Regions from separate parts of the Homo sapiens genome. Here region 1 is linked to region 2. A link is an interaction called in ENCODE POLR2A ChIA-PET data of the cell type or tissue named here. Cell type or tissue: MCF 10A. All regions are shown on one strand.

What was found. ChIA-PET counts read pairs that join two places held together with the same protein. Peaks named below come from ENCODE experiments on the same cell type or tissue, not always from the same donor. Only the 100,000 strongest peaks of a DNase experiment are listed, where the experiment ranks them.
Region 1: POLR2A ChIA-PET joins it to region 2 with 6 read pairs; 3 of 35 experiments call an interaction of 5 or more read pairs at or near these places.

What each region holds. Positions count from the first base shown.
Region 1 is chr2:9,592,682-9,596,681 of GRCh38, reverse strand. The region is part of intron 2 of YWHAQ (tyrosine 3-monooxygenase/tryptophan 5-monooxygenase activation protein theta); the gene reads left to right. Among named protein-coding and RNA genes, the nearest start is that of YWHAQ, 36 kb to the left of the region's middle. In MCF 10A, no CTCF peak of the experiment used is centred here; DNase peaks (open chromatin) are centred at 1,261 and 1,791.
Region 2 is chr2:9,768,943-9,772,942 of GRCh38, reverse strand. All of the region lies in intron 2 of LOC100996549 (a long non-coding RNA gene), which reads left to right. Among named protein-coding and RNA genes, the nearest start is that of TAF1B, 73 kb to the left of the region's middle. RefSeq lists enhancers at 899-1,826, 1,827-2,755 and a silencer at 3,458-3,567. In MCF 10A, a CTCF peak has its summit at 2,388 (motif pointing left); DNase peaks (open chromatin) are centred at 2,382 and 3,322.

The sequences.
Region 1 (4,000 bases), 180 kb after region 2:
TATCTTTCTTAGAAATGCTCCATTTTAGGGTCTATTAATATGCTGGTTAACTGATAATATAGAAATAATGACTGATATGTGTATCCTAAAGTTAGAGATTCAGCATGTTAATAGTGTGTTTGCTAATGAACCTCAGTAAACTATTAGGAAAATGAAACTTCTTAGAACATTTTTTTGCTTCCTGTTATTTTGCGTGTATTTTAAGGCTTTTCATAACAGTTACCTACTCTTTCTTCAATAGAGTAGCTTATTTACTCTGTAAAATGGAAATCGCTTATAAATGAATTTAGAATTAAAAGATTAATTTGTTGAGTGTTACAGAATTTTGCCACTGAAACCAAATAAATTATTTTGAAAAAGTGGTTGAAGTGACGGTAGGATTGTTTTATACAATAGTTAACTCTTGAAGATCGTATGGGGGTTTTGTTGTTCTTCTGGAAGCCTTTTTTTCCTAAGATATGGGGGTGGGGGAAAGGAGGAATAGTTACTGTTCTAAATTTGCATTAATATTATTTCTCAACAGTTTCATTTCTTATATTATTCTTTATAGCTTTTGTGTTATAGTCTATTGTTCCCATCCTATTTTTCTAAGATTAAACTTATTCTGAGTTCCTTTAGCATTTCCTAAAGCAACCTCTATAATAACTTACATTCTTTCCTTTCACTTTCCTTGTTTCTTTGGTCTAGAGTGTTCCAAATTACTAGTTCATCTTTTATTGTGGGTAGTACATTGACCTCTTAGTTTTCAAATTCTCAAAAAGGAACACACTACCATCCACATTTTACCCTCAGTCAAGTAACACTGTCAGCACCAGAGGGACCTTCAGTCTTAGCCCACCAAAACTCCCAAGATAATAAAATTTGCTAACGAGTTTACAAGGGGGAGCTCCTGCTTAATTGATAAGAATAACGTACAGAAGAAATCAGTGGGGGAACATCTAACTATACTCCCGTCTGGTGACTTTTTTTTTTTTTTTTTTTTTGAGATGGAATTTTGCTCTTGTTGCCCAGGCTGGAGTGCAATATCTCAGCTCACTGGAACTTCTGCCTCCTGGGTTCAAGCAGTTCTCCTGTGTCAGCCTCCCAAATAGCTGGGATTACAGGCATGTGTCACCATACCCGGCTAATTTTGTATTTTTAGTAGAAATGGGGTTTCACCGTGGTGGTCAGGCTGGTCTTGAACTCCTGACCTCAAGTGATCCACCCATCTCGGCCTCCCAAAGTGCTGGGATAACAGGCATGAGTCACGGCACCTGGCCCTCGCTCCTGACTTCTGGGAAAGACTTTCAGGGAGTTATGTGTCAGTTTGGGGTTTTTGGTCTCTGATCCGTGTTTTTTACAATAATTTTAAAATATTATACATTTATAGGCTATATTCTATCTGGCATTAATAATATTTGGTATTGATAATACAGATACAGACTTGATTATTTGGGAAAGACATGAAGCAGACTCCATTATGTCTTTTAGTTGAGCTAAAGTATACATCTTTACTACTGATAGTATATGGAAAGACGGAACTATTCTGTACCTGTTGTTTCCTTCACAGAGAGCTAGTGGCATCTGACAAAGAACCATGATACCTGGCTGAAACTCCAGGATGGAAGTAATGCCCAAGTCACTTTGTAAAAGCCCAACACTGTAAATCATACGTAATGGTTATATGCAAACTAGTAGTCAAAGTTAATAATTTTAGAAAGAAGAGGTTAGCTCATAAGTGGCTGTGTTGTAATGAATGCAGTAGCTGTTTGGCAGCTTTCTGAATCCTTGGAAGGCCCTTTGTCCACAGTCCTTGAGAACACCCACACATCTAGCATGAGTGACTCAGGAGAGACTAGTGCTAGAATGGAAATTTCTCTCTTCCCTACTCCTCACCCTAAGCCATTGTTCTAGTCAGACTTTTCTCAGCCCCTGCTCTTACAAATCTACCACAGTTAACAGAGCACTAGGTCTTAAAGGTACTGAGTAGCTTTTTTTGTGACCATAAATAATATCTTCACCAGAGCTGGCATCTTTTTGGAGATCCTGTGGAATTTCATTGTAACTGACTGACTCACTTGGAGGAACAAGAAAAGTGAGAGGCATCTTACTTTACATTAGAGTTCCTTGGTGTGGGTACAGGCAGAGGTGGTATTTCTCTCGGTATAAATACTATGTTTGCCTTCTTTGATACTACTTCTCAGAATCCACTCATTTAAAGATACCAATGACTGAGTCAGTTTGAGATCTAGAACTTTTTTTGTGACTATCTCACTATTGCCTCCTACCCTCCTCCTTCCACCACAACCCTAAATTCAGTTCATAAAAATAGTTTTTAAATTGAAAGTCATCCATAATACATGAAAATGGTAATAGAGGAAAAAGTTAAAGTAATATAATTTTTTAAGATTCGAGTGTCTCAGTTTATTAAAAAACTATTAAAATTATATTGGTGATGTTGAGCACAATAAATTCTGAAAAACTGATTTGTCTGTTGTTTTTACAGTTAAGAGTGTAGTGATACTGGAGCAGCACTTGTCACAGTTGCCTTTAATTTGGGTGTGGCCCTAATGACCTCTTTTGCCACACTCCTGGCTCAGCAACTTTCCAACTTGAGCCACAATTTTGATACTCATGACTTCTATAATGCATAAACTTCTGAGACTTCGATACATAATTTTATACTAATTTTTTGTGCGTGCGTGTGTGTGTGTGTGTGTGTGTGTTTTAACTTCCTCTGGCCTCAGGCCCTTAAAAAAGTGTGTGTGTGTGTGTGTGTATATATATATATATATATTTTTTTTAATCTATTTAAAATATTTTTTCAATTAAAGGATTTTTAATGTTTTTCTGGTTTTTTTCTTTTAGAGACAGACAGGATCTCTTTTGCTCTGTCTCCCAGGCTGGAATGCAGTGGCACGATCATGGCTCACTGCAGCCTCCACCCCCGGGGTTTAAGCCTTCCTTCTGCCTCAGCCTTCCAAGTAGCTGGGATTACAGGTGTATGCCACCACACCTAATTTTTTTAAAATTCTTTGTAGAGACAGGGTCCCATTATGTTGCCCAGGCTGGTCTCAAACTCCTGGGCTCTCAGGCAATCCTCTTGCCTCTGCCTCTACTTCCCAGAGTGCTTGGATGGTAGGTGTGAGCTGTTGTACGCAGCCTCTGTTTATTTTCTTTAAAAATAACTTATGGGCCAGGCGCAGTGGCTCACGCCTGTAATCCCAGTACTTTGGGAGGCCGAGGTGGGCAGATCACTTGAGGTCAGGAGTTTGAGACCAGCCTGGTCAACATGGTGAAACCCTGTCTCTACTAAAAATACAAAAGTAAGCTGGGCGTGGTGGTGTGCGCCTGTAGTCCCAGCTGCTCGGGAGGCTGAGGCAGGAGAATCATTTGAGAATCACCACTGCACTCTAGCCTGGGCAACAGAGTGAGACTTTGTCTCAAAAAAAAAAAAAAAAAAAAAGACATGGATGCAGTGATTGCATTTTGTTAGACCACTTTTAGTCAGATAAACAAGAAGAAAGTTCTTGGTTAGAATTGTATATTTTTAAATTTATAAACAGCCTTCCTTTTCTTTAGCAGTTATGTGAATTTGACTCAACCTTACTTGTTAATTCTCCAGACTTGCCAACTTGGTATCATGGATGGTATTTTATATAATATTAACTGAGCGTATCTGTGGTTATTTTTCCAAAATGTAAAAAGGATCTTCTCTCTTCCCTGCTTTAAAACGTTCACTAGTTTCACTTTTCCTAGAGCAGTGCTTTTCAAACTGTGTACCTAGGCTGATACTAGCTAACATTTACTGAGTACTTAACATGTGACACTATTCCAGGCTTTGACATCTGTTACTGGTTTTATTCTCAAAACAAACCAATGAAGTAGGTATTAGTATCTTAACATTTTTATGAGAATTTCATTTTGCTTTGTAATATTTAATACAAAAAAGCTTTTTTTGTTTTTGTTTTTGTTTTTTGAGATGGAGTCCACACTGTCACCCGGGCTGCAGTGCAGTAGC
Region 2 (4,000 bases):
GGTTTTCTTTCCTTTCTCTAAGGCCTGTCTTTGAAAGATGGAAATGTCCATAAGTTGGGGGTCTACGGTGTGTCCGGTCTGGGGACAGAGATGGGACCCCCCAGAGACACCGAATGCAGGATTCTTTCGACATCTCCAAGAGGTGCTGCTGTAAGACCCCCGTGTGCCCGGGAGGAAAGAGAAGCTGGTGGACTTGGGGAACCACCCGAGTCTTGTGGGAACAGCGGTGCGCTGACCACCCATCTGAGGGCTAGGTGCAGACTGGCCTAAGGCAGGGGGGAGGCTCCAGGATGACGGTCACTTGTCATTTCTCCGTCGGAGGCTCGGGGCTTGCGGCCTCTGCTTCACAGCTGCTGCCACAAGCAGGACGCTTCAGAGGCCCAGGCCCTACCTCTGCGCCCACCTGCCACTTTCAAAAGAAATCTAGAGTGAAAGGAAGAGAGTTTCTATTTTTGATGAGACACCAGTGAAATGGAGGCTTTTTAAATAATTAAAATCCAGAATACATTATTTATTCAGGTCGGATATGAAGCTGCCTTTCCTTTTAGGAACATCAGCCCCACCCGCACATTGTCACTCATTTCCTTGTACCCTGGCAAGTCATTCACCCTATCTGGACCTCAGTGCTCTCCTCTGTAAAATGGGTGGAACACCAGGCAGGGGGTTGGGCTCTAAGGGCTTCCAGGGTCTAGAGCAGCCCAAAGACCCAGCCAAAGCGGGCCTCCTCCAGGAAGCCCTCCCACCTTCCCTTTGTGCTTCTGCAGCACTCTGCCATCCCCTGTCAAAGCTCTCACCACCTCCATGGCTTCACGCTTACACACCTGTCTTCCCACCAGAGTCTGAGCTCCTTGAGTTCTGGGACCGAGTTGGATGAATTTCCACATCCCCAGGCCCAGCACAGGGTGGGGCGTAGAGTCTCAGTGATTGTTGAATGAATGAATGAATGAATGAATGAGGCTCCAGTGTTTGAGCGAATGTGGCTTCTTCACCCTGCTGGGAGGCCTGGGTTTGGGAAGCTTCCCCTAAGTGTAGCTGGCCACTCATCCCTGGGAATTCTGAGATGATTTTCCCTCTGAGGACTCAGCTGGGGAGGGAAGACATAGGTTACCATGGCAACAGATTTTTTTTTTCCTGCCGGAGCAAACATTTCTACAGAAACCTCAAGAGATGCCAGCCAGTGCGGGGCGCTGCCTGTTTCTCCCACGCCCTCCCTGGCCTCTGAGCCCAGAGCTGGCCCTTCTCACTGGGTTTCTCAAAGCTGCCCACTGTAAGGCTGTGCCTGAGACCTAGGTCAGCCTTGGCCTCACATCCCCCGCCCCGTGCAGGCCCTCCCACCGGTCTGTTCACAGCCCAGGCTGTCAGCAGTGGGGGAGCCAGGCCCAGAGAGGGGAGCCATAGGGTGCCCTCTCCCAGCCCAGACAGGCTTCCTCTGCCATCCACCAGTGCCCTCCACCTCAAACCCAGGTGACAGCGCCTTCTTCCCCCTCCCCCATTCACAGGGCCCCGGGAGGCTACCAGGGGGCCACCTAGAGGAGCTGGGAGGGGTGGGGGTCCTCTGGAGAGGGGCAAGGTCTCTGAGCTCAGATCCTGCCAGCTCAGACCCATGGACCTCGGGTCCTGCTGGATCCCGTCTGGGACCCTGGGGTGGGAGGCCCCAGGAACAAAACTCAGAGAGGCCTTGTGACTTTCCCCAGGACACACAGCGAGTGAGGGAGGAGGCAGGAGTTGAGCCCCGGTTTCTCTGGAGACAAGGCCCAGCCTCTGCCTCCTGTCCTGCCAGGCTAGACTCCACCTTCCACTGCCTGGAAACAGGGGACAGATGGCCCCTTCTGGAAGCACTGGGGGTGCAGAGTGCCTCGCGAGCACTGAAGGTGTTGAGGGTCTGGCTCATGCCCTGCACTGCCCGTGTGTGGACTGCAGCGTGGAAACAGTGCTCAGAGAGGCTCCGTGGCCTTGCCCCAGCTCGCAAGTGGTGGCGTAGGACGCCGATGTCAGTGCTGTCGGGCTCTGTGACACTGTGCTATCTGTCCACGCCCCTGGACCGTCTTATTGAAGACAGGCAAGGAGGAGAGAACAGGGAAGGCGGAGGGGTGAGTGGCTGGTGGGACCACAGCCCAGGCCAGGGCCGGGGCAGGGAGCAGGGGAGGGCCTTTGACACCAGGCAGCTCCCTCCCAGAGGCCATAGGCACATGGAAGGGTGAGGCCGGGAGAAGCAGTTGAGCTCAGTGGCCCAAAGCAGGGACTCTGGGACCTGCCAGACAAGAGTCAAATCCCAGCTCCACCTCTTCCCAGGGTTCGTTTGCACTTGGGACAGCTGTTTCTTTCTGATCACAGCTTTCTCACTTGTAAAATGGGGAGAGCATTCAGTGGCTCCACCTGGCGGTGTATGAGGATGAATGAGACGGATGCATTTGAGGGCTGCTCTGGGGGAGGCCGCTGCTCTTTCGTGATTTGAATCCCATGCAGTCCCTGGGCTCCTCTGCCGCTCTTGCCTCTCTGTATCCCGGTACTTGGCCCTTAGCAGGCACTCCCAGGAGCTGCTGGAACAGGCTGAGTCCTGGCGCTTATCCGAGCTGTCTTGTTTGCACGTGCTCGTCTCCCACCCACTCACTGGTGAGCTCCGCAAGAGTGTACTTCTCTCCGTCCCTGGAGCGCCACGGCGTGCTGGTGCATAGTAAGCATCTGTCCATGTCTGTCCAGTTGAATTTCTTGAGAGTCATTTGACCTTCTCAGCAGCTCTGGAGGTAGGTCGATCAGGGTTCCTCATCCCATTTCACAGATGTGAAGACCCAGGTTGAGATTCACTGGGCAGGTTGCTCATGGTCCCAGAGTTGGTCGACAGGGACAGGCATCCTGATTTACTGTTTGACTCCCAGTCCTCTGTGATTCCCATTCCACTAGGCTGCAAAGGAGGGACCAGTGGAAAAGAAAGAGAGGTCAGGTGATGCCAGGAGGTGGGGAGAATCAGCTAGACCCTCCTCAGCCGTTTTCCTAAAACCAGCCACGATCCTTAGCTCCCCGCCTCTGCTTGCCCTCCCTGATAGCTTTGCCTTGGCTGTGAGCTCAGCACAGTTGCTGGTGGGGGACAGGAGTGGGAGTGAGTGGCACTGATGGGGGAGGCAGAGGCCCCATAGTCTGTGCTCCCAGCCAAGACCACAAATTCATGACCATTCCAGAGCTCCTCAGCTTCACCCCCACCTCAAGAGCCCCCCCGCTCCCATCCTGGAGCCTCCAGCACTGCCCAGTCCCTCCTGAGATCTGTGGATCTGCGGGCTCAGCAGCCGCCCACACGGAGCTCGCCTGCAGTGCTGCCTCTCTGGCTGTCATCTCCATGGCAACGCCCACCACCCCCGCTCAGGGCCACTGTGCTCTGCGCACCTGAGCCTGACCTTCCTTTCCAGCTGCCCATTTGAGTGCGGGGGGGACACCCACGCACCTGCTCAGGCCAAGACTCAGAGCCCACTCACATGCCTGCCCCCACCCACAGGTCAGAGTGGCAGCATGTGGGCATACACAGGTGTGTGTGGGGGGGGGCATGGGTGTTAAACACACCAACACCTCATTCGAGTCCTTGAGCTTCTGTGAGAGTCTCTGGCACCTGGGGGCCGCCAGCGATGACTAAATGTGTGTGGTATCTGTGTCCCCGGTATGGGTTTGCTTTTGTCAGTGTGCCTGTGCCTCTTGGGGCCTGTGGTGCTTCCTGAGTGTCTGTCTGTATCCCTGGCAGAGTGGCGGAGGCACGGGGGCACCTCCCTGTGTTTGTCAGAGAGGCGGGATGGCAGCCCCTTTTTTTCCACTTCCCCAACGACAGGAACATGACCTGGCTTTGGCCCACTTTCTAGGGACATCCAGGCCCAGCAGTGGCTGAAGGAGACGACTTGGGAGCCATCTTTGCTGGGCTCTCCTCAGGGCAAACAGCTCACCAAGGGCACAATGAGCTTTGGCCCTGGGATCCACGGCATTTTCTCCCAAGGCGCTACCCTGATTCCATTTTCCTAAT